2 separate regions of the Homo sapiens genome follow, and region 2 is linked to region 1. Evidence: read pairs that join two places in POLR2A ChIA-PET (ENCODE). Cell type or tissue: B cell. All regions are shown on one strand. Links, peaks and the distances in the headings refer to the core of each region. The heading gives the core; the rest is flanking DNA.

Evidence for each region. Peaks named below come from ENCODE experiments on the same cell type or tissue, not always from the same donor. Only the 100,000 strongest peaks of a DNase experiment are listed, where the experiment ranks them.
Region 2: POLR2A ChIA-PET joins it to region 1 with 8 read pairs; 6 of 35 experiments call an interaction of 5 or more read pairs at or near these places.

The regions. Positions count from the first base shown.
Region 1 is chr17:83,193,202-83,209,087 of GRCh38, reverse strand. All of the region lies in intron 2 of LOC101929650 (a long non-coding RNA gene), which reads right to left. LOC105371948 (a long non-coding RNA gene) reads right to left here and starts at 15,525. Exons shown (of 3, transcript XR_933965.3): 1 at 15,101-15,525; 2 at 13,865-13,962; 3 at 9,102-9,285. RefSeq lists a silencer at 3,480-3,639. In B cell, for the core only: no CTCF peak of the experiment used is centred there; DNase peaks (open chromatin) are centred at 7,472, 8,547, 9,047 and 10,303; H3K4me3 peaks cover 1,659 bases; H3K27ac peaks cover 2,339 bases.
Region 2 is chr17:83,083,307-83,093,472 of GRCh38, reverse strand. It overlaps METRNL (meteorin like, glial cell differentiation regulator), which reads right to left. Exons shown (of 4, transcript NM_001004431.3): 2 at 8,150-8,535; 3 at 247-306. Among named protein-coding and RNA genes, the nearest start is that of METRNL, 8.8 kb to the right of the region's middle. RefSeq lists enhancers at 1,708-2,343, 4,965-5,602, 5,603-6,240, 8,173-8,700, 9,600-10,158 and 1 more. In B cell, for the core only: no CTCF peak of the experiment used is centred there; no DNase peak of the experiment used is centred there.

The sequences.
Region 1 (15,886 bases), core at 7,393-11,392:
AACTTTGAGAAGAAAACATAAAATCCCTATGAATGCTGCAAAAGTCACTGTTGAGAGAATGAAAACACAAGACATACAGTTGGAGAAAATATTTGTGAATCTCATATCTGGCAAAGGAATTGTATCTAGAATACATAAAGAACTCTCAAAATCCAACAGTAAAAACACCAAATAATCCAGTTACAAACCGGGGAAGGACTTGAACAGATGCGTCACCAAGCAAGGGATATGGATGGGAAATAAGCTTCCATCAGCCACCAGGGAGATGCAAATTACAGCCACTAGGAAACGCTTTTCATTCATTCCGGGATGGCTGAAATGTAAGCACGGAAAATGCTGGGTGCCCGCAAGAACGCGGAGCAGCAGGCACTCATTCCCGATTAGCGGGAGCGCAAAGCGAAGGGGCGGCCTGTGGTGTTTTCCTGTAAAGTTGGGCACACGCTTCCCACATGACTCAGCAATTGCACTTCTGGGTATGTACCCGAGAGAAACAAAAGCTTATGTTCACACAAAAACCTACAACGCAAATGCACAAACAGCTCTATCCAACAACCATCCCACCCTGGAAGCAACCCAAACACGCTTCAGCGGCACAGGCGCCTCCACGCGGAACCCCACGCGGCGCTCAGCACGGACGAGGAGGGAGCCGCGCACGCGCGGTCGGCTCGGCGAGGAGCCGGTCTCCAAGTGCCGCCAGCTGCGGGATTTCCTCTGCAAAAGACAAACCACAGGGAGAGCTGCCGGGGCTGGGTCGGGGAGTGTGACTGTGAACGGAGTTCTGGGGGTGATGTAACTGTTCTGTATCCACAGTGTTGCTACATGAATCTATAAATGTGTTAAACTCATAGAACTGTACACCGAAAAATAGCAGTTTTGCTGAATGTTAATTCAGAAATGAAATTAAAATTTTAAATTAACAACAAGCAACTTTACAAGAGAAAAAAAAAAACCTCATTTCCTCCCCACAAAGCCACCTCATGAGCCTGGGTGGTGCCTAGCCAGTCCTGCTGCTGAACCTGCTCTGACCTGGCCTAAGGGTAGGACTCGAGGCTGGGAGCCAAGGGCCAACCACAGGACAGGCAGCAAGACCCGCTTCGCTGGTCTGTCACACACACCGCACCAAGTCTGTGCTCAGGATAAACCGGGGCACACTCTGAGCTGGGCCTGTCTCCGGCTTCAACCAAAAAGCCTGAGCTCTAGCAGGTGAAGGACCAGACGTTTCTGTGGGGCTATGGACTTGTCTGGGAGGCAGCCACCTCTAAGCCACCCAGGATGGTTTCGGTTGTGTTTGGATGGAGTTCTGAGTTTTGCCAGTTAAAATTCCCCCTTCAGGAGCTCTCTATGGGGTTAAAGTGCAAGATTTGGGGTAGAAAAATGACAAGTCAGAGGACTGGAAGGAACATTATGGACTGTCCTCCCTTCTGCCTGAAGAGATGGGGAGACTCTCCCAGGCCATGTGGAAGACCTCACAGGGGGACCAACTGCTGCCTTTCAGCCTGGCCGAGGGAAGAGCCCCTGACTCAGCCTCCGCAGGAGGAGGTGGGCTGGAACCAAGTTTCCCTGCATCAATCCAGGCAGGCAGCCCCGAACAGTGCACTCCAACATGGGATAGTGAGCCAGCTTGGGGGACGGCAGCTGTCTAAACAGGAGCGTGCAACCCCCATGCTGAGAGCTCCCCAGGGTCACGACTACCCAGAGTCAGAGCTGCCCAGGGTCACAGCTACTCGAGGTCAGAGCTGCCCCAGATCAGGGCTGCCCAAGGTCAGAGCTGTCCTGGGTCAGAGCTGCCCACGGTCAGAGCTGTCCTGGGCATCAGAGGCGCAGAGGTGGGAAGGGCTGGCTTCAGGTGGGAGTTATAGGTGGGAGTTATGCTACAAAGGGTCTTGAAGGCCAGTGTTGTTGACAGGGTAGGGTGCCTGGGTAATAGCAGAGGAAGAAAAAGGCTTAGAGTTGGAGGGAAAAACATGAACTGGAGTTGGGGGAGTGCACCTGCCCCCTCAGAGACCACAAAGCCTCCCCAGGGCTGGGCTGTGGCTGCTGGAGCTCCCAGCCCATGCCAAGTGTCAGAGCCCGGGCAAGACCCTCTGGGGTAGCCCGGGACCACCAGAGGTCAGAGCTGGAGGAGGCTCAGCTGGGGCCCTTGCACCAGGCAGGAGGCCCAGAAAAGAGACAGTGCTCTTGAACTGCAGGAAGGCAGCTCCGTAGAGAGGCAAATCTCACTCCAGCTCGGGCAATACTCAACTACACGGACGTGGATGCTCTCAAGGGGGCTTTGGGGCATGTGGTGTCGGCATTGGACCCAAATATGGGCTCAAAGCTTTCCTTTACCATATTCTTTCTACATTTTTCTTGCAGATTGAGAAGGGATAGGGAGGAGTTTAGGGAAGTGAGTGAAGCAGGAAGATGTTGACCAAGGGAAGTTAATTCCATAAAGAGGAGGATGAGGGGACAGAAAGGCAGGAGGAAGAGGAGGAGGAGAATCTTCGCACAGGGGGTGTCAGCTGATGGGGGCAGCATGGGCGCCCATGGAGCCCTTTAGGGGTCGTTGGTTGTGTGCAGAGAGGCCACAGCAGGCGAGGCAGGCAGTGTCTACCAGCCCCAAGGAGACACCAAGAATCCCTGTCCTTAGGAAGTCCCCTCTTCCTCCTCTTGAGTCTCATCTCGGAAAGAGGGAGCTGTCAGTCAGAGCTCAGGCCAAACACTGGGGCTAATAGGTGAGAGCAGGGACCTGTGGGGTCCTCACCGCTGTCCCCTTCTCACCTTTCTGGCTCAGGCCAGGCTCAGCCCCCAGTGGTCTATTGTCTTTCTATCTGTCATCTATCTACCTACCCACCTATGTAACCATGCCATCTATTTCATCTATTTTTATCTATCAACCATCTATCATATATCTACCTACCTACCTCTGCCCTTCTTTCTCTCTACAAATTAGAGGCCACATCCCTGGCCGCTGAAGCCTTGTACCCTGACCCACTGTCTGAACCTGATGGAGTCTAAATGCAGTGAGCGGGTGCCAGCCTTCCCTGGAGCTCTGCAGAGGCAAGGAGGGGGTGGATGGAAAGACGGGAGTCCCTCCCCTTAGGTGAGGGGGGGAACTAGGGCCCGGGGAGATGCCCAGGCCTGGCGGCTGGCGTACGTGGGTTCTCTGTGGCCAGCAGGCGGCGCTGCAGGAGGGGAGATGCCCAGGCCTGGCGGCCGGCGCACGCGGGTTCTCTGTGGCCAGCAGGCGGCGCTGCAGGAGAGGAGATGCCCAGGCCTGGCGGCCGGCACACGTGGGTTCTCTGTGGCCAGCAGGCGGCGCTGCAGGAGGGGAGATGCCCAGGCCTGGCGGCCGGCGCACGTGGGTTCTCTGTGGCCAGCAGGCGGCGCTGCAGGAGAGGAGATGCCCAGGCCTGGCGGCCGGCACACGTGGGTTCTCTGTGGCCAGCAGGCGGCGCTGCAGGAGAGGAGATGCCCAGGCCTGGCGGCCGGCGCACGTGGGTTCTCTGTGGCCAGCAGGCGGCGCTGCAGGAGAGGAGATGCCCAGGCCTGGCGGCCGGCACACGCGGGTTCTCTGTGGCCAGCAGGCGGCGCTGCAGGAGCGCTCAGAAGCAGGGGCCTGGGCCTGCTCCGGGGGAATCCGCCCACCCCACCGCGGCGGCCTCTCCTGAGGTTCCCTAGTGGCCGCGAAGGGTGGGCTCAGGGTGAGGGGTCAGGCCACATCAGTGGGTGCAGGGATGGCTGCGGCCACGGGAGGGCGTCCAGGGAGGAGGCCGGAGCTCAGGCCCACTCTGCACACCCAGCCCGCCACCTCCCCCGGCTCTCTCTTCCTTCGTGCACATTCTGGGGCTTGTGCTTCTGCTGTGGTCCCATTTAGCCAACCTGGCCAGCCTCTCATGCCTGCTTCATGGGTGAGACGTGGAGGCCAGGTCAGCCACAGACCCCGGGGCACACGCCGCAGCCAGCACAGCAGGTGGGCGTCTGCGGCCGGGGCCAGCGCAGGGCCCACTGGGCCTCGGAGGGGCCTCCCTGCCGACTCTGCCCCCGTCCTGTGGCCGTAAGTCCACCCAGAGCGCTCGATCTTCCGTCCACCAGGCCAGGGATGCGCGCAGAGTAAGGATGTGTGTGTCTACGCATGTGGGGGTGTGGGTGTGACGGGGTGTGTTCTGTGTGAGAACATGTGTGTAGTGTCCACATGTCCTCTGTGCGTGAGTCCCTGTGTGTGATGTTGTGTTCTGGGTGTGAGTTCATGGGTGTGACGGGGCGTGCTGTGTGAGAACATGTGTGTAGTGTCCACATGTCCTCTGTGCGTGAGTCCCTGTGTGTGATGTTGTGTTCTCGGTGTGAGTTCATGGGTGTGACGGGGCGTGTGCTGTGTGAGAACATGTGTGTAGTGTCCACATGTCCTCTGTGCGTGAGTCCCTGTGTGTGATGTTGTGTTCTCGGTGTGAGTTCATGGGTGTGACGGGGCGTGTGCTGTGTGAGAACATGTGTGTAGTGTCCACATGCCCTCTGTGCGTGAGTCCCTGTGTGTGATGCCTGTGTTCTCGGTGTGAGTTCATGTATGTGTGTGTGAGTTTATGCTCTTGTGTGTCAGCACATGGGTATGATGTGGGTATGTTCTCTCTGTGGGTGAAAACGTGTGTGATGTGGTTCTTTGTGAATCTCTGTGTGTGACGTGGTGTGTTCTCTGTGTGAGTCTGTGTGTCTGGTGAGTGTGTCTGGGTGTGTCTGGGTATGTGCGTGCTGTGTGTCTGTAGTATGTGTTCCTGTGTCTCTCTAAGCTGGTAGCTTCATCTCTTCCATGTTCTCTGACATTCAGAGGAATTTTCTCACAAATGTGTCCACAACATGGCTGTGTGCCATTTCTCCTGCTTTGGGGAGCACCAGTGTCTGCAGAGAGAAACGTCCCTGCTCCTGCCCCTGCATTCACGGCATGACCCTGTTTGCCCAGCTTCCCCCCATACACAGCCCCGGACACACCCTCCTGGGGGAATGTGGTGGGCTCCGCACTGACCGCAGGATCTGCCTCTCACCAGGGATTCATATCCACACGAAAGGGCCAGAGCAACAGCTGGCACATCCCCTTCCTTCCTCCACCGTTCCCACTTATTCTTCAACCAGCCCTAACCAGGCAGGGAGCCCAGGTCCCACGGAAAATCTCTATGAGAAAGTAAGACAGAGGGCAGACCTCCGCCGTGGTCCCTGGAGAACCAGTCGGCGCTGACACCAGGAGCAGGAACTTACTCTTTCCCAGAGGCAGGCAGGGACGGTCATCCTTGCCCAGAGGCCTCGCCTAGAGTGGGGTCCCAGCCCTGCAAGGGACCCCTAGGAAGGGAAAAGGAGCCACTTGTACATCCTTGCTTCCTACGGAGCCCTCACATGGAGCACATGGCCACTTCGGTCTGGGTCTCTCCGTGCTGCTCACTGTGCTGGTGGGGTGTGCTGCGGAGGTCTCTGGGGAGGTCCCAGGAGCGAGAATGGACCAGGCCCAGGGTAGAGGTGCAAGAGGGTCCTGCCCTTGGCTCCCTCCCCCGGCACAGGCCAGTCAAGGTGGAGAGGAGGCCCCAGCTTGTCCAGCTGGCAGAGGCTAGCCAGGGGGACTGACATGGTGTCACTCTAACCCTCATTTTTCTCAGCCCTTCCATTCCTTATGACTTCTTGCTAGGAGAACCCTGACACCATCCCTGCTGACACTGGAGATATTCCAGAGAGGCCGATCGTCATTGAAAGGGAATGCTCCGTGAACCCTCTGAGCCCTCTTTGACTTCAGAAGCAATAGTATCACAGCTCACAAATTCAGTAGAAAGTCCGAGTTGCATCAGTTTGGAAGTCATGCGGTCAGGCTTCCTGTACCCAGAGGGTGATTCAGCCGCAGAAAGCTCTGGGCTGCACCCCACCCACCCCTGGCCTTCAGGGCCCAGCCACATTGAGGCTGCAGGCGAGCCTGGCCCCCATGCCTGAGAGCCAGATTCCATTCCCTGGCAGCCTCACCTTGGATCGGACAGGGAGGGATCCTAGGACACCAGCCTCGTCTATCCTCCCTGGGACACCCTAGAACCTCACAGCCTGTGGGAAACACCAGGGCATGGAGGGTCAAGCCTACAAAATCCCCCAGTAGGTGATTAGGATAAGGTGAGCACTGGCCCTAGCTGACTCAGGCCAGCCCCCCAAGCAGCCAGACCACGTGAGAAGTGATGGCCACACAATGCTCTGGGTGTCTCAAGGAAAGTCCAAGAGCAGTGGCACTCCGGGCTGCATCCTTGGAGTAAGCACAGAGCAAGACCCCAGCATGCTTTGCAGACCCCGCCTTATGAGCCCTGCACCCCACTGCTCCGGGAGGGGTCAGCACCCCCATGCCAGGGCTGGTTTTCGGGGTGGGTGCCTGGACAATCTGAAGGACCTTTCGGCCACAAGGTGTTGAGAACTCTGCAGAGGATGCTGGGGATTAGCACAACAAGCTCTGCTCCTTCAGGCTGTGCGAGGCCTCATGAAAGCTCCTAAAAATCAGAGGAAGGGCCATGGCAGAGCCTGGGACAAGTGGGCAGCTCACAGAGGGGACTGGGTGCTTGCCATTAGCCCAGACTTCTCCCACTGCTCCTGCCTCAACTGCTACTGCCCGGAGTCTAAGCCCACTTTGTTGACAAGTACCCATTCTATAGAGAGCCTCGCCTAACTCCAGGTAGAGGCAGAAAAGTGTGTGTAGATCAAATGGCCCAGCTGGCAGCAGAGCCAAAAGTCATGCTTACTTGCTGGCCAGCCTTGCACAAGGCACCAAGGGTCACCTCTGCAGGCTTCAGATCCTGCCCTCTGTGAACAGTCAAAAAGAAGGTGTCAGAAGGAGCTAGAGGATGCAAGGGTGGCCAAGGGGCACAGAGGAGGGTCAGGTTACACTGGGAGGGAAGAGAGGCAGCCTTTGCATTCTCTAGGAGAAGCAGGGCGGGAGACTTTGGAGCCCAGCTCCCTGATGGGACATATGGGAACCTGCGGGGACAGGAGAGTGTCTTTGATAGGCGAGCCCAGTGCCTCTTACCTTCAGGAGGGCGCCTGAGCTGTGAAGTCTGCCCCTGTTGCTCAGAGATAGTTCCCTCCAGCAGGAAAACCTCTTTGAGGTGAGTTACGGCTTCTGGAGGCACAAGGATGGGCCGAGGTCACCAGGCCTTGCCTGTCCACCTTACCTACCCTGAAGTGCATGACCTTTCTTAGGGACAGAGCCTCTCTAGTTAATCTTAGAGCCTGGCCAGGAGCCCAGGATGGGGCAGCATGGGGCACAACACTTACTAGATGGTCAGGCGAGGGGAGCAACTGGGACCCTCCCCTCCAGTTCGAGCCATGTGTGTCATGTATGTGCATGTACATGTGTGTATGTAATGTGAAGTCAGATGTGTGTATGTGTGCATATGCAAGGACATGCTAATGTGTGTGTGCATGTACACGTGTGAATCTGTGCAAGCACATACAAGTGTGCATGGGCGTGGACATGTATGTGCATGCATGTGGAAGTAAGTGTACAGGTACAGTCTGAATCTGTGTGTGCACACACAAGTGTGCATGGGTGTGGGCATGTGTGTATGTGCATGCATGTGGAAGTGTGGAAGTGTACAGGTACAGTCTGAATCTGTGTGCACACATAAGTGTGCATGGGTGTGGGCATGTGTGTATGTGCATGCATGTGGACGTGTGTGAGTTGCCCTAGCACATGTTTGTACATATGCTTGTGTGCACCCATGCTAGGCTGCTCTCCCTCCTGGTTCTCTTTCAGGACAGGCCAAGTGAACCAGGGCGAGCTCTTCTCTCCCTCTGACGGCCCCTCCACAGGAGAGGGACCTGGGACCAAGGTTCCTTCAGCCATCAGACCCTAAGTCTCAGGGCACAGGGTCAGAAAGCTTCTAAGGACCCATGAAAATATAGAAACTGGGTGAAATTAACTCTTATTGGCCCGACATATGAAAAGAAAATTGCTTTTGAGCTTCCAGGAGATCTTCTCAGGTTTTGTTTTGGGGATTTCCTGGGAAGGGCATGTTTCCAAACAAGACTCTTGCCGTCTGCTCCCCCGGAGCTCCCCAACCAGCCAGGAGAGGCCACTGGCAGGGAAGAAGGTCCAGCCCAGCACAGACTCCCCAGGGAGGGCCCCAGCCCAGTGGAAGGACCATGGAAACCATGTCAGTCTCCCTCAGCGGCTGCCCTGGGTTGACATGTCCCCTTAGGGATCTCAGGCTCTCAACCCTCTAGTCAATTCTGAGCTGAGTTTTTCTGGAGCTTTATATTCAACTCTGACTTTGCTTCCCTTCACCTCTACTCCCCACCCTAGAAATAGAAACCTGAGGTCAGGAAGTGCTGAGGGTCCTTGGGTTTGGTGTCGGGGAAGACACCGTGCTGACTCGAACCCACTAGGCCTGGAGCCCAAAAGTCCCTTCTCTGTGACCTGCGACAAGCCTCTACAGCCACGTCTCCTTCCCTGTGGTAACCGAGTGACACCAATTGGCTCCCAGCCACCGCTGGGCCTCAGGCAGTTGCAGTGGCTTCGGCACTGGCTTTGCTGAGCCAGTGACAGCGACGGCACCTCCTGGATGTGAAATGTGCCAACACCCTGGCCTCGGGGACCGTACGGCGTGGTGTGAAATTTCTGTTTTAACGCTCCATGACCACATAGGTCTTGGCTTTTTATGAGTAAAGCAGAGACCGTGTTGTACCCAAGCTCTCTGGGTGGCACCCACAGCTTCCTCAGCGGGGTAACGGTGACGGGTGGACAACTGGCCCACAGGCAAACTGCACGTCCCCCACGGCGAGCATCTCTGAGCTGCACTGACCAGTTCAGGCCCATGCGTCACCGGCATTTTTCTGAGCCAGCTCCTCTGGTTCATGAGAAGGTCTGAATTCAAGAAATGAACGCCCAGCAATTAGCAATGTCCACAGAATCAAAGGAGCATGGTTTTAGTTGTCCTCCCAGGCAGCTTTGCCAGTCCGGGTATGAGGTAAAGCCAGAGGGACCCTGCCTCACCCACGCGCCCCAAGAGGGGTCCAAGGACCACCGACTGTCCCCACTTCCCTGGAACTGAGGATGAGGCTGATTCATGTGTTTCCTGTGACGGCCACGACATCATCATATCCGCTCGGAGAACTATTTTTAACTGATTTATGTATTTCTTGTATGAGGAAGACACCAACTTCTCCTTTAGTCAGTTTTACAGGAAAGTACTGCAGCTGTGCTCAGCTCAGCAATATTAATCGCCACAGAGCACCCTCCGAAGTCTTGCAAAAATTAATAAAGTTGGAAATATGAGTCAGGTTTGGATGCCACTCATTCTGAAAAAGAAGAAACTCAATAATAGTTACCTTCTCCTGTAGAATCAACGAGCCCAGTTTGCGAAAGAGCACCCTGTGTCTTTAAATTTCCGTGGCGTGCCCACAGAGGAAGGTGTTCCGACCTCTGCTGCCGCTGCAGCTCCGGGGCACTGACCACACAGAGCTGGTTTCTGCACTTGCATCGCTTGCCCGAGAGCTAGTCACCGCGGGCGTGGGCGAGGCTGCCAGGGGCCACCTGCCTGCCAGAGCCAGGGTGCCTATCTTTAAGGCCAGGGGCTCCTGAGGACACAGACACTTCCCTCCTCTTTCAGACAAGGACAAGCTCAGGGACATGGGTGGTTTGGGCTCAGGCTGACCGGGAAAGACACGTAGAAAGTTTGGTGTGCGCTCTGGGTTGTGGGGGCCCGGCGGGAGGGTGGGCTTCAGGATCCCGTCCCAGGACGCGTTCATTCAGCGGCACTCACACCCCCAGCACCTGCTCCCGGCGGGTGCCGAGGCTTCTTTCACTCTTCTTAGCATCTCCCCATCACTCACTTGACTCCAACCAACAGCCACTTATGTACCAGCTACGCGCCAGGTTGCTGAACAGCTCTGAGCAATTAAAGGGCAGCCAGGAGCAGCTGGGAGAGGAGGGGCTGGAGGAGGAAGAGGGGTCCAGGACCCAGGGGCTCACGGGGCATCCCGAAGTCTTTGTGGAGACCTAGGGTTGGGGCTGCAGCAGGGGGTCGGGGGGCAGCCAGAGATCCCGGTAGACCCGGGAGGGGCCTGATCAAGGAGAAGGAGGGGCCACAGAGCCAGGGTCAGGACAGACTGTGAGGGGGCCTCTTGTTGGGACAGCGTCCCCTCGGAGCAAGAGCCCGGGGCGTGTGGCCGCCTCACTGTGACCTCCGGCCGTGCAGGCCTCTGGGGAGGGTGGAGATGTTTTCCCCTTCTCAGAGCACGCAGGTGTTACCTGCCCACAGAGTAGGAAGTGGGGTGCTGTCACCTGCACCGCACAGGTGAGGAAGCTGAAAACCCAAGACCCAAGCCATTTGGTCTCACTCTGGCTGAATCACCTGGAGGCTTTGGGAAACAGATTTTCTTCCCCCTTCCAGCCTTACCGCCACCCTCCTCTCTTCTAGAAGAGGCAAGAAGAAGCGGGGGTGGGGGTGCAGGCCGAATTGCCTGGAGGTTAGGGGGACCCTCAGCACCTGAGTCAGGGCTCTGTGAGACCCCCTGGTTCTTCGCTCACTGTGGGCTGAGACGCAAGCTGAGTCGTCCACAGGAAGATACCCTCTTACTCTGAACAACCACTCTTTCAAAGAGGACACTGAGGCTCAGAGAGGCTCCCCAAAGCAATGGCCAGCCACCATGGGCAGGACGTGGACTCCGGCCCAGGAAGCCTGGCTCCAGAATCATGCTCCAGGCCTCTAAGCTGTAATTTGTGTCCTCCAGGGCTCACAATATCTAAGATTTAATGTGGAAAAATGGTGCTATTCTGTCTCACCCCATGCCCCAAAATGAACTTAAAGGCAAAAAAAAAAAAAAAAAAAAAGAATAATTATAAAGTTTGGAAGAAAATACAAGAGCATTTTGGTATAAAAATGCAAAATCCAAAGCCTTAAAGGAAACCATTTGACTACTTAAAATTTAAAAACTTTTATGTGATGAAAAGAACAACCTTAAAAAGGTAAAATAATAAGCAGCAGACTGGGAACGAATATCTGCAATGTAAACACAAAGTACTGATATTCATCATATATAAAGAACTCCCACAAATCAACAAGAAAAAAGCAAATGACTAGCTAGAAAAGTGGTAAAGGGTAAAAACAGAAACATAGTCAAATAAACTAATGAATATCACAAAATATCCAACCTCCCTATTAATCATAGAAATAAGAAATTGAAAAATATTTTATGACTAAATCTAGTGTTGCTCCAGTGAGGAAGGGATCCACTGACATGCCGTATGCAGGGGTGTGAATGGGAACAGGCTTTTGAGAGGTGATTTGGAGTCTCTATCACAAGTTTAAATGCACCTGCCCTGAGACGCCCATCCCTGGGAAGAGATGTCCGTGCAGATGTCTAAGGCACACGTCTGGAAACGGTGAAGACCTGAGAAGAACAATCCTTAAGGGTCCCAGCCCCTGAGTGTTCACCTTCCAGGGAAACCAGTCCTCATGGAGAACTCAGAGCCCTGGTGGGGTGGTTGCTGTGGTCTAGGGCCTTTGTCAAGGTTCATCCCAGGCTGGGCTTTTGGAGGGCAGGGAGGCCGCTAGTATCTGGGTGGCTGCCTGAGCCTGCAGATCCCACACCCAGCTGCCCCGAGGAGCTACTGTCCACCTGGTGGAGACTCAGGCTGGGCCCAACTCAGAACTAGGAGCAAGGGAGTGAAGCAGGGATGGGGTCCTGCAGAGGGGCGGTAGGGTCTGGCCCTCCTGGTCTGGGGGCCTCCCCGGGCGGGACAGTCCCTGTGTCCCACCCCAACCGCCTGCTGCTTTTTCTGGACCACCCCCCACCCCGTCCCCCGTTCCCCTCCAGGCTGGGCTTCCCACTGTCTTCCCACTGACTCAGCATCCGTCCTTCCCGTGGGGGCAGCAGCATCACTGCCTTCTCACGTGGAATCCCAGGGAGCTGCAGCCTCCACCCTGCCTTCTGGAGAGTTCTGTCTCTAATTTTATACGCCCTATCAGCCTGTTATTCGATCCAGATGCCTGTGAAATTTGCAGCGGGATCGTTCTGTGACGGGCGGTGGGCAGCCCAGGCAGGGCTGCCGTTTCGTGCATCAGCCCAGAGGTCTGAGAAGGGTGTGGCTCCTTCCCTGGGAAACAACATGGGACTAGTTCCAGAGCCAACACCCATCACTTTGCAACCCCCTGGGTAAGTGTGCGTGGGGGGGGGGGGGTGCTGAGCTGCAGCGGGGGGCAGAGGGCTCAGGCTGGACCACCCCTGCACCTTCCACAGTGAGGCCATCCCCTCCTGAGCCTCTGGCTCCTGGCCTATCCTCGCTCCCTCACCCAAGCCCCATGAGGATTCAGTAGCTTGAGAAGGACCCTCTGCTCACCAGAGGTCACAGTGACTGTGAGAACACCCTCCTGTCCTCTTCCCCCCATTCCTTCCTGGACCTTGGGACACTTCTGGGAGGCAGCGCCCTCTCCCAACAGAGTCTTCTCCACAGGGCAGCCACGGGGACTTTGAGGATACCAGGTCCTCACCCAGGCCCCCGTCTCAGAGTCAAAGCCGTAACTCCCATAGCACAGTGGCCTTCGAGATGCCCTCTTGTCACCCGCCAAGGGGTGCCGGCACTGAGTGCGAGGATTTGACTTCCCACAAGAGGAAAGCAGGTTCTTTCCCAGGGGCCATGCCAGGCCCCAGCACCTCTGCTGACCTGGCTCAGTGCGTCGGGGAAAAGGGGTGCCCAGCCTCCTCTGTGTCTCCAAGTCAGGGGCATCCCAAGGCACCTCACTTGGGTGCTCTCAGAAAAGACAGCCCTGAATCTCAGAGCCACCAAAGGCAGGCAGGATTCGAGCCTGGCCTCAAGCATGACTCTGGAACGTAAAGAGGAAAAGACGATTTAGGTTAACGTGGGACACAGCCGGTTTCCCGCCCAAACCAAGGTCCAGGGGGACTTCTCATCCCCAGCAGGGGGTGTGTCTACAAAGAACAACCACAAACTGGGGTCATTTCCAAAAGAAACACTCCCGGCTTCCTCCAGGGGCAGAGACCGAGGGGTCTGGGGGAGGAGGCTGGGGTGGGCAGAGGCCCGAGGTAGGGAGGTCCAGGGGCACATCCCAGGTCTGGCAGCATGGGCCGGGCCCTGCTGGGAGGGGGCTGAGGACCCCAGAGCCTAGGCCTGTCCTAAGCCTGTCCTTAGCCGGAGAGCCTCGGCCCTGTGCTGGCAGCAGGGTCTTCACTCCTTGCCAGCTCCACATAGGCAGTCAGGCTCAGGCCAGCCCCCAGCCAACAGCGGCTCCCAACACGCCCTGCCCTGTGGGAGATGCCAAGCTGGCATCCCTCTCGGGCCAGGCCAGGCCTCCTGGTGGTGTGGCCAGCGCTGGCACACAGTCCTGAATTCCTTCAAAGAACAACAAACTGAAAATCCAGCTGAGTTCAAATTTGCCCAAATTCCCACTTGAAGTTTCCCTGTCCCAGAGGGTGGTACCCGCCCCACCCCGGTGGGATGTGGTGAAGGCAGTGGCTCCTCCCGGCCATGAGGCATAAACAAATACCGCCTGGGCCACAGGGGCTTGGCCGGAGCCCTTGACTCAGCCCCACCCAGGCCCCCTCCTGCACCTCGACCGGCTCCTGGGGCTCCATGACCCACAAGCCAGCAAGTTTCTCAGCTGCCCTGACACAGCCTAAGACGGGTCTCAAGTCCCTGTCGTGCCCGTCCCAGGAAACCGGTCTTCACCTAGTCAGTCCCAGAGACCTTGCTCCTCACGCCCAAGGTGAGCAGCCCCGTGTGATTCTCAATCTTTCAGGGTTGACCCTGACCTAACCCACATCTCCACCTCAAGTCTCCCACTCCAGTCTGAGAAACCCTCCCCGCTCCAGCCCCTAAGCCCAGCCCAGCCCAGCCCCGCAGGGCCTCCTGACTCACCCAGATCTGTCCCCACAAGAGGCCTCCTCACTCCTCAGTGGGAGACTCCGTGGCGTGCAGGCTCCAGGGGCTCTGTGGTCCCGGAAGCGAAGGTGGGGCTGGAGGAGGAAGCGAAGCGGATGTCACCTTCCTTGAGGGATTCTGGAGCCGCTTCAGTGGACATCTTTGCCCTCTGACCTGAGCCTCTGATTGGGTCATGGGTGGCCAGCAGCACAGCTGAGCCTGTGTCCTGTGCAGCCCCAGCCCCTCCAGCGGGATCACTGGCCCGTTGGGGATGACAGAGAGACACTCCCCGTCCTCTGGAGCAGGGGTCCCCAGGCTGTGGTCTGTTAGGAACCGGCCGCGCGGCAGGAGGTGAGCGGTGGACCGGCCTGACCCTGAGCTCCGCCTCCTCTCGGATCAGCGGCGGCATTCACTTCTCACAGGAGCGTGACCCCTATTGTGAACTGCACGCAAGGGATCTAGGTTGTCCGCTCCTTATGAGAATCTAATGCCTGATGATCTGAGAGGGAAACCATCCCTTCTTCTCTCCAACACCCACAGAATAAGTGTCTTCCACAAAACCTGTCCCTGGTGTCAAAAGGGTTGGGGACCACTGCTCTGGTGGGAAGGTGCCAGGCCCCTCAGCCCCTTCCAGGAGACTGAGAAAGGGTTCAGGAAACCTGGGGGGCCGGCTGGTTCACCACCCTCCCCCCACCCTTGGCTCACCCAAGTCAGGGGCTCCACCCCAGCAGGCAGAGCTGACAACTCACAGGGGTGTCTGGGGAGGGCAATGTCCACTGCCATCTGCCAGGTCACGGGGGGATGCTGGAGGTCTGCTCTACCTCAGTTCCCCTGGCGTGGGTGCCTGGGGCTTCAGATTCACCCTTGTGTGGAGGTGGGGAGGCAGGATTGGGGAGGACCCTGAGTCTCCCAGGCAGGCAGCCTGGCACCGGGTGGGGGACTGTGATCCAGCAAACCTGCTCATTCTTGTGGGCGGCTAACGGCTTTTATTTCAGGACACCCACATGTGTTAAAACAGGAAATAAAGTATACGAGAAACAGCACCCCCACACACTCCCGGGTAAGGAGGCTTTTCCTCAGTCCTCCACTCACACCCACACAGCCCCAGGAGGGACCCCTAGGCACAGCCCACACCTCCACATCCCATCCAACCCCCACGTTCCTGGGCTGCTCTTTCTCTGAAGCATTTTAACACACAGGCGTGAGTGCACATACACACACACGTTTACCAACCATGCTTGGTCCCTGTAGCGTCTCCTTCCACCTGGGGCAGGTGACATAAGGGGTCAGGTGCCCGCTGACTCAGGACTTGTGGTTCCTGGAACTCTCAAACTGTGGCTGCATGAGTCCCACCCTGAGGGCTGATGGGGTGGACCCACAGAGTGCTGGACCTGCCCCAAACCTCAGAGCATGTCGGGCTGAATGTCCAGACACCGAGGAGCTTCGGGCAAGGTCAGGGGCCAGGCATCGTGACAGTGTCCCCAGGCAGCTGACCAGGAGAGGACAAGGCAGCTGAGAGGGCCAGGGGAGGGGGTGTGGGAATGCAGGGCTAGTGTCAGCAGGCCCAGCTGGGTGTGTGTCTCCTGGGAATCTGCTACAGGGGCCCTAGCACTGCGCTGTGCTCCCCGGGGGACCCCCACCCACCCAGGCCAGGGCCAGGGTGGTGGCTCCGTGTAGTGGCCAGTGCTGTTCAGGGTCTGGGGGCTGGTACAGGGGAGGAGCTGGGACAGGGGAGGGGCTTTGTACAGGGGAGGAGCTGGTACAGGGGAGGGGCTGGCACAGGGGAGGAGCTGGTACAGGGGAGGAGCTGGTACAGGGGAGGAGCTGGGACAGGGGAGGGGCTTTGCACAGGGGAGGGGCTGGTACAGGGGAGGGGCTGGCACAGGGGAGGAGCTGGTACAGGGGAGGAGCTGGGACAGGGGAGGGGCTTTGCACAGGGGAGGAGCTGGTACAGGGGAGGAGCTGGGACAGGGGAGGGGCTTTGCACAGGGGAGGAGCTGGTACAGGGGAGGGGCTGGT
Region 2 (10,166 bases), core at 207-4,206, 110 kb after region 1:
ATGGGAAAATGTTTGACAGTCACCAAAACAACCCCCAGCTCCCTCCAAGTGTGGGCGGTGGCGTCCCTGTCCCCAGGGCTGGTGGAGGGCCGAGCCCAGGGCTTCCACAGCGTGTGCCCCTCCAGGAGGGTCCACGCAGCACCGGAAGGCTGTCCTGGGCCCTGAAGAGGGACTCCTGGGCCCAAACAGCTCCATGTGGCAGAAACCAGGAGCACAGGAGGTAGAAGCTGCCGAGGAGACACTCACCGAAGTCGCTGGTGCAGACGGCTAGGAGCACCTCGGTGTCACTGCAGGGACGGCACGGCGCTGGAGAAGAAAGGCAGAGTCAGGAAGCAGCCTGGACGGGACAGGCTCTGGAACGCCGCCCACCACCGTCAAAGGATCCTCACACTCAGCAAAGCCAAGTCAGGGAGGGTGTCCACGTCAAGGCACCTTTGTGACCAACGCCACTTCAAATGTGAGTTGGCGGCACGTGCTGGAGGGGCCGGCAGCACGGGAGACAGAAAACACAACCTCGACCACGACGGGGTCTCACCCAGGGGACCCCTCGGCCCCACCTGGACCAAAGGCACCTGCACCTCGGCCATGATGGGCACATGTCCGAGAGCAAGACCCTCAGTCCGGCCATGTCCCAGGGCCTTCGTGGGGAGGGGTCTTTGTGCTCTTTCCCCACTTATCTCCTCAGTGCGGCTGAGCCGGACTCACTGAGAAATCGCTCACGTGCCTGTTGCAAATGCAAAGCCCACTGGGGCTGAACCGAACCCACCAGACAAGAGTCACCCCCAACCCACCTCCACAGCCCACGGCGCCGGGAGCACCCCCACCTCCCAGAGTCGCCCCCAACCCACCTCCACAGCCCACGGCGCCGGGAGCACCCCCACCTCCCAGAGTCGCCCCCAACCCACCTCCACAGCCCACGGCGCCAGGAGCACCCCCACCTCCCAGAGTCGCCCCCAACCCACCTCCACGGCCCACGGCGCCGGGACCACCCTCATTTCCCAGCTTCCTCGAAGGGCAGACACTCCCCACAGCTCTGCTGCCCACTTCCCTGGGTCGCGACGGCAGCGGCACCCAAAAGGAGGATCCCATCCCGCGGGACCCCCCATGTGGCTGGAAGGGCCAGCGAGGCCAAGATTCCAGGAAGGGGATCCCTAAGCAGGCAGCGACGCGTCCACCTGCCACCGGCGTGGGGCCTCACCCAGCAGGGCAGTGAGTTCCAGTCAGGGCCATCGGCCCGGCCCCTTCCCCGGATGCCACCTGGCCGCGGGATGAGGTGCATGCCCCAAATGGCTTTCAAGCCAAGCCCTGCTCACAGAACCCCCTCTGAAGCCCCTGAACCCTGCGGGGCCTGGCCTCCCCCAGAGAATGCGGAAAGCACGGAGGCTTCTCAGAATGAGCTCCCGTACCGGCCAAACCAGGCTTTCCCAACAACCTTCTCCCCTCGGCCCAGCCCTCGCCCTGCCCTTCGCCCCAGTTTCTTAGATGGGCGGGCCACTGTGAAACAGAAACCTCTGCACGCCCCGCATTCCTACACTCGGGACGGACTTGGAAAACATGGTTTTATTATTTGCTCTTATTGCAGGTTTCAAGGCCTCACCTGTTCTGAGCCTCTAGGTTTTGGCCCCAAGTCTCCTAACGCAATAGAAACTTTGAGACGTGAAATCTCAATGGCACTGGTTTCGCCGGTGCCATTTCACGTTCTGAAGGCTCTGAAACGTCCCTGGCCAAGAGCTGGGACGACCTTGACTTGGGGTTCGCCGGCCCTGGAAGAAGCTAACGCCGTCTGCACCCCTGGCCGGCTGCCCTTGCTGGGCTGAAGTGAGCTGAGCTGTCACCTGCCTGATGAGTACAGGCCCGAGCCAGCTGCTGGTGACTGGGGGTCCCAGGGGACAGGGCAGCACACATATCTGGCACCTTGGCCAAGGCGGGGACAGCTGCTCAGAGGCCTTCTGGGGTCAGGAACTTACATGGACCCTCAGGGCCTGCACATGTGGTCAACGGAGACCCTGGAGTCTACGGTGCACTGGGCAAGCGCAGGTCTTTGTGGACCCCGCAGGGTGGAGGTAGGAGGGACCCAGAGACAAGGCCAGCACTTTCCGCCAGGCAGGGGTGAGGGCGCCTCCCAGCCGGGCTCAGTGCCTGACTCACCGGCCCACCCACCTCCTCCTGCATTTGCTTCCATTAAGGTATCAGGAAAAAGAAACTGCACAGCCTGCTGAGCGCCTCGAGGCCCGGTCCAGCCTGGCACTGGGGGCGCCTCGAGGCCGGTCCAGCCTGGCACTGCTGAGCACCTTGAGGCCGGTCCAGCCTGGCACTGGGGGGGCACCTCTGCCATCCCAGCAACCCTCCAGAATGGGAGCTTCTGGCCAAATCCCCTTCCTGCTGATGTGTACAGACTCACACTGCAGCCCCCACCACGGGGGCCTCCTGACCCCCAAGCTGGAAGCCGCCCGGTGCGCTCTCCTATGGGGGCCCCGGGGTGTGGCCCACCCTTGACACTTAGTTCACCTATGTGGACCCCCATCCCACTCGCCGGCTGGGGGTCTGCAGACCATGCTGGGCCTGATGCAGGCACGTGCTGGACAGAGGCCAGCAGCACAGACCACCACTCACGTCCGGAAGCAACAAGGAGGGAGCACTGGGGGATCTCAAATTTCAGGCAGCACTTTTATCCTCCACAGGTGAGACTGCACGCCAGCACCTGCCCCGTACCACAGGGCCAGAGGTCCCAGCCCAGGGCGCCTCATGTGAGTGGAGGTGGCCTCGGCTGAGAGAGAGCTGGTCAACGACAGAAGCGTGGTGACCCCAGTCCACCCGAGGGTCCCCTCACTGAGCAGCACCCTCCGGCTGGGCAGCCATGGCAGCTGGGGCTGGGCCAGGCGGTCCTGCAAAGGCAGGAGGCAGGAGGTGCCGGAAGTCCATCCTCACAGTCAGCAGCACAGTCGGGGGTGTGTGTGGGGCGGGGGTGTGTGTGTGTGGGGCGGGGGTGTGTGTGTGTGTGGGGCGGGGGGTGTGTGTGTGGGGCGGGGGGTGTGTGTGTGTGGGGCGGGGGGTGTGTGTGTGGGGCGGGGGGTGTGTGTGTGGGGGGGTGTGTGTGTGTGTGGCTCCCACCCTGGGGCGGGGGGTGGGGGGTGTGTGTGTGGCTCCCACCCTGGGGCAGGGCGGGGGTGTGTGTGGCTCCCACCCTGGGGCAGGGCGGGGGTGTGTGTGGCTCCCACCCTGGGGCAGGGCGGGGGTGTGTGTGGCTCCCACCCTGGGGCGGGGCGGGGGTGTGTGGCTCCCACCCTGGGGCGGGGCAGGGGTGTGTGGCTCCCACCCTGGGGCGGGGCGGGGGTGTGTGGCTCCCACCCTGGGGCAGGGGAGCCCACAGGCCCAGCCACATGCGTCCCACCCCGGGGCCTGGGCGCGTGAGGGTATGCAAGCCCTAGCACTTCGCCCTCTGTGAGTCACGGCCCCACGACCTCAGCGGACGGCCGAGGGGGAGGATGGAGACGCTGCCCTCACGTGCCCTGGGTACCCCGCCCTGGCTCACCCGGCTGACGGCAGGGGTGTGGGGCCGGGGACGGTCAGTGCCTGCAGCCTCGCCTGCTAGAAGCCTCTGGAGACGACCCAACGACAGCTGAGCTCGTAAGGAGCACCCTGGAGACCTCCCTGTTCTGATTCTGAGCTTTACAAAGCAGAAGTCACCTTCACGGAGAATGCAGGGTGGACGCCGGTGGACGCCGGGAGACAATCGGGAGACAATTATTAACAGGAGCCAGGCTCATAAAGGCTGCGGAACGCGCTGCTCACGGACACATTGCACCTCGTCTCCAGGGCGGTGGGGAGGGTCGGCAAAGGGTTGGAATCCTGGTCCATCCTCCTCGGAGGGGGAGGGCTGGGGTGTGGACATCTCAGGCAGGTCTCTCAGGAGCTAGCATGAACAGGGTGGGAGGGACCGGCAGGGTGGGGTTGGGGACGCTGCTGCGGGGACTTAGATTGCACGGCAGGTGTTAAGTAGAGAGGCAGGACCGGCTGGTTCCGAGGAGAGGCTGAGAATGACAGACACCGACCGGTCCGGCAGGACTGCCCAGGTAAGGACAGCCAGAGGGACTCACACAGTTCCGACGGGAAACCTCTGTGGCCACGATTACTGGGTCTCCCACACAGGTGGTGACGGGGTAGCGGGGGGACACGCTGCTTTTAGAGGAGCCGGTGACGGGGATAAGGTGCTTTCAGAGGAGCCAAGAACAGGGAGCAGTGGGTAGGGGTGGAGGGTGGGCTCCAGTGGGCTCGAGGACCCAAGGCTGAGCTCCCAAGGCTCCCCTCAAGGCCACCATCATCACCGTCGCGCTGCGGCCGCACTCCAGGCTGCAGTCCATTGCTGGGGTGCCCCGGGGGTGTTGGCCCCATAGCCCCTGCCCTTCCCCCTGCCTCCCTTTCTCCCTCCCTCTTCCTGGTGAGGAAGCTGGCGGGGGCCACACCCTTCCTCTCCACAAGCCCAGAGATGGTTAAAATGAAAATTACAGTGGCCGGAGAGAAGGCACCAAGCAGGAAGCCAAAGATGGACGAGAGATGGGACGCCTTGGAAAAATCAGCCCCTCTCCTCTACTTCCAGGAAATAATGAGAATTATCTTCCACACTTTTCCACCCATCCCTCCCACCCATCAAGGACTTCTCCAAACTCTGAGGCTCCTGGAGGGGGCTCATCGGCAGGGGCTCTGCGCCCGCCGAGCTGGTCATTCACCTACGGGCTCAGCCAGGGGCAGGATTTTAAAGGGGGGAGGCGTTGAGGCCCCTGAGACGCTGCAGGACTCCGGCGTCCTGGAGAGCCAGGGACGGCACCACGTGCTCATGATCAGCATCAAGGCAGCATCCCCTCCCCTCCCACTGCCTGTGTCCACGATGCTGCTGCCCGGCCCTGGGCACCTGCTCACTGGGGCCTGCATTGGGGGGCCTTACACAGAGCCTGCACCCCAAACCCCAAGCACAGATGTGGCCAAGCCAGGAGCATCTGACACACAGCCCTGGGAGAAGCTGAAGAACAGACTGGAATCCTGGGACCTGCCTGGACTGTCTCGGGTCTGTGTACCCCAGAACCAGACAGCCCCCACCCACATTCCCCAAGCCACTGAACGGTGCCCGTTTCCCGGATTCCCTGGCCTGCAAACAGCAGCCCCACACGGCCTCAGCCAGGTCTGCTGGGCACAGGTCTGGGCACGGCCGGAAGCTGCACCTGACCACTCTCTGCCACCCCCATCCTGCGGGGTTTCCTCAGCATCCAAGGAAGGCGTCCGTGTCGCCTGCAGAGGCGGCTGGTGCAGGGCTGAGAGGTCCTGCCCGTAGTCAGCCAAATCCCAAGGTCCTGGGGCCGGGTCCCCTCCCGCCTGGCCCCCAGTGTGTACCCCTGGAGGAGCAGCCTGCCCCCGTGTTCCGGCCAACTCTTGGTCATCGGCGTGTCTCAGTTTACTCAAGGAAGCCGATTATGCAGCATGAACGCACCACGATCACACCAACGAAACCCACCGGAGCGGGGGATTTCCTCCTGGCTGGGCAGGGGACGGGGCTCACACACCCTCTCCTGTCCGGGGTTCCAGCCCACGGAGCCTCTGTCCTCCTGAGTCAGCACAAACTGGAACTTCTGACACACAGACGAGCTCGTCCACCTCCCGTGGGTCGTGCTGCCAGGCCAAAGGCTCAGGCTCACCTCAGGCTCGGCGGGGCTGGCGCTGCCCGGCTCAGCCTCCGTCGGCTCTCGCAGCTACAGCAAGTGCAGGAACGGGAGGCAAGGGAAACCGCGGCGCTGGCCGGAGAGTGCTGGGGAGCCGGCCTGGCCCAGGGGATGGCGTCACTGCTGCCAGACGGCCGGCACCGACATTCCACATTATGTACCCATTCCTGCAGCATTAAAGGCTTAGGGGCCCCCGTCCCCTGATGAAAGGCGAATACCCTGGGGAGAGGAGAGGTATCAGCCTCCTCGGATCCCTCCTGCCCCTCCACCCCATCAGGATAGGAGAGGCCTCTCGTGAGGGCCCTGGAGGTGCTCAGCCCAGGGAGGGGCCTGCATCTGTGCCCGTTCCCGTGAGATGCCAGGCGTGGGTCCCAGCTCCGGGGGCCCCCGGTGAACCTCAGAGTCTGGGCCCCTGTCAGTTCCGAGGATCCCTGCATGTCTGCTTCCTCGGATAAGCAACCCACCACCCACAGGGCACTGGAAATCACCTCAGGCTCGGTTTAAGCAGATGCCGCAGGGTCACCAAGTGTAAACAAGGAAACCCAAGCACCTGCCTCACAGGACACAGCAAAGTTCTGGGACCCCAAGCCAGCCTGACGTGTACTGGGGCCACAGACCTGCGCAGGACCCCACAGGCCCAGGAGGCACACGGAGGGTGAGCGAGGACCCACCGCCGAATGCCTGCTCTGGTCCCTTGGGGCTCAAGTCACTCCTCACAAGAGGCCGCTGCCTCCCTGCAACCCCACAGGACCCCAAGGCAGCTCAGCCCCTACCATCCCATGCCTCTCCCAAACCCACCCACCGCCCCAGCCTACACAGGGCCTGTAGGCCTCGGACCCCACCCCCAGAGGCAGGAGAGACAAAGTCTCTGTTCCCAAAGGTGAGGGCACAGGCTCCGTAAGGGTCGCCCCAGCTGACAACTAGAACCATTGAATTTCCCCTGGAAATGTAGAAATCGGGCCTGTGCCAGTGTGGACGTCCAGGTGTGCGTGGCAGGGACGGACTACACCACAGCCTCTCTAAGAATCTCACCCAGAAGCAGAACAAAGCTCAGGCCACAGAGCATGTGACCCGCAGCCCAACGTCTTCAAGACCAATCACCACTTTAATCAGCAGAAAGAATGTTTGCAAGTTCCTAACATCTGGCCCGGCACCTTCTACCTCCGGTTAGAAAGACTGAACTTGGAGCTTGGATTTCTCCAGGTTTCGCCTCATTGTGAGTTTTTCTCCAGGGCCCCCAGAGCAAGGCTGGTACCCCCTCCCCCAGGTCTCCCACCCACCATAACTGTTGGTGACCAAGATAAAGGCCGCCGTGGTTAAAGTTTTATCCAGCGTGCAACCAACCACAGCACAGCTGAGTTTACATCAGCGTCCAGCCCTGCGGGTGCTGAGGCCCAAGGGGCAGTCTGAGCTCATGGGCCAGCTGGGACTCGGGGCAGTCAGGACTCCAGGCAGACGGTCCTACACTCACTCTGTAAATGACCAGTCTACCTGGGAGAGATTTCAGAGAGAGATGAAAAGTAATCTAGGCCAAGAACATAGAACACAAAAATGTGGATTCCCATTCAGGATAGAAGTCTGTACACCCGAGTCCGAGGCCACACAGACCATGGAGGTCACACGGCCCACAGGTGCCTCCCAGGACCTCATGCCTCCTGGTGTCTACCCACAGAATTTTCTAGAGACCAACACAGCCCTCCACGAAGGACCTCTCCCCCAAGCACAGGCGTCCAGAGACGCCACGTGACACCTCCACTCCCTGCCGGCCACACAGGGAAGCTGTCTGTTTATCGTACCCACAAGACCCCTCTGGGACGGGGGTGGCCCCATGTTCTGGGCGTCACAGCTCAGCACCGCTCAGGGCTGAGCCAGCCTCAGCTCCCACCCAAAAATGGACGTTTCAGGGTCTTTAGCCGACACCACAGACACCCAGCCAATTCCCAGGGCAGTTTGAATGGCAAAAGCACCCGTTTCAAAGGTGCTACACGATCCACAAGCATGGGGGCGCGTCCGACCCAGCACTGGCCCGGCCGCCACAGGGGGATGCTCACCATGCTCCCCAGACACACCTCCAGGGAGAGAGGCCCCGCTCGGCCAAGGCCATGCCGCCCGAAACACTAACCCAGATGGGCCAGTCTTTTCAAAGGTGGTTTTAGTTGGAAAGGCTGCATTTCCAAGATGGTTTAGTTTAGACATCCCACACCCCCCTACACCATGTCACACCCCCTAGGAGGGCCCCTCTGCGGGCGCCAGTGTCCCCCAACCCCAGCCACCTGGGGGGCTCTTCAGGCAAAACAGTCATGTCCGAAGCACAGACACAGAAGGGTTTTCACCAAGGCTGAGCAGACGAGGGGACAGGAAGAAATCAGAGACACCTGCCACATCACCAGCCCCGTGATGACGAGGCCCGCCGCCCCCGCCCCAGGCAGGACACTCACCAGACAGCTCGTGCAGGTCCGACGCCCTGTGCCTCCTAACCAGCTCGTACTGGAAGCCTGTGGTCCTCCGGCCGATATCCTGCTGCGGCGTGGCCTCCACGAACAGGCCGCCCTGCTCCAGGCCAAAACACTGCACCCGGCCGGGCCTGCCGTCCCCGTCTGGTACCAGCAGTCTCAGTTCTCCAGTTTTTTCCAAATAAATATTGGCCCCCGAGGAGTCCGTGAAGGACCTGATGCACACGGTCAGGTGCCGGGCAGGCGAGAAGGTGTTGGGCCGCAGGTTAACGATGAGAGCACCTGTTGGGTACATCCACTCCACGGCACCCGCCGCACAGCGCAGATACACCTGCTCCACCTCCTTCCTGTGTGCCTCGTGCGTCAGCCCGCTGCAGAGGAGAGACACTGTCAGCCAGGCCCGGAGCTCCCGTCACACACCCCACCCGCACCCACAGAGAGTCAGTGAGGACGATACCCGCTCCAAATGATGGCGGCTCCTGGACCCACCCGCTGCCGGCCACAGGTGCCACACGGACCCCTGCCCGTGAGGCAGGCCGGCGCCATCTCCGCCCTTCGGCACAAGGGCCCCACCCAGTTCCTTCCAGTGCACCTGCACCAAGAGCCATGGTGGGGCGGGGCCGAGCTCCCGGGAGTGCAGGCGGTGCTTGTCCCCAGGCCCTCCAGACACCCTCCAACACTCAAGAGTCTGCGCCTCTGCTGCCGTAGCGTCAAACACCAATCTCTGCGATGTCCCTGAATCAGGGTGGCTGGAGGTGCTGGGGCAGTGGGATGGAGCCCCAGGGAAGGGATGGATTCCTCCAGAATATCACGGAGTATCACAGGAATGCCAGCAGGCCCTGTGTACCAACCCTGGTTCCAGATGACCACGAGGGCTGGGACGCTAGAGGTAAAGCGAAGGTGGGGCCCCACCACGTGTGAAGGAGGAGCCCTGGGATGCAACCTGCCCAGAGAGCAGCTTTTAAGTTAATCCAGAGTGTTGGCAGTTTGGGGGGAAGGAGGTTGTAGATGAGTTTTGTCTTTTAGCACCTCATTAAGCATAGATGTTTGTACATTTCTCAAAGTAATGACTTGACCGTTTTCTGCAAGCCTGAAGACCCTGCACTGCCGACGGTATTTGTAAATATAAGCTATCATTACAGCAAGACTCACCACAAAAGCGAGGCGAACTTCCTCCACAGGGTGAGTAGTGTGTGAGTAGCAAGCTAAGTTCACCCTCATACATGCTAAACAGAAAAAAATGAAGTGTGCTACACTCTTGGAGAGGCAGGTCCTGAGTAGAAACAGTTATATTTTCAAGAAACTGAAACATCAAAACCCTCACGCTTCTCAACACTTTAACGTAAATGCCAGCTCGTGGCTAACAGCCACGTCATAACCAAGTGGGCCTGGAACTAACCCGGTGACTTCAACTAAGTGTTTTATTACGCAGATCTCAGACAGGTTCACCCACATTCTTAGGATTTTTATGTGAAATAAGCAATGCTGTTTCCAGAGCCCTGGCCTGAGCGAGTCACCAGAAACCCTTTCTGCAGCAGAGAAAATGCATCACATATGGTTTGCATTTACCGCTGGTGACTCACACTCTGGGCCCCCAAACCTCACTCTTCATAGGCTGCAGGCCACATCAGAGGGTGGTGTCGAGGGTGCACCCCTCCTCACCCTCTCCCCACCCCGACAAGGCCCCAGGTCACGAGTGGCCAGGCCTAGCCGGCTGCCAGGATCACACACCCAGAACAGACTCACAAATTACAGCCCATAAAGCTCACACAAGCTCATCTAACACGTGTGTGGGCAAGGGCACGATGATCGTGCTGTGTGGAAACTGGACTCGGTGAGTGGCTGATACACTCAGCTACAGTCAGCTCTCTTCTTATGCAGCCTCATCGTCACGTCTCTCCCTCCCGTCTCTGGCATCGAGGCCACTGTCCTCCTGCCCGTGCTCAGGCACCGAGCCTCGACCCTCTCTCCACATACACCGTCCTGACACGTTGCCTCCCTC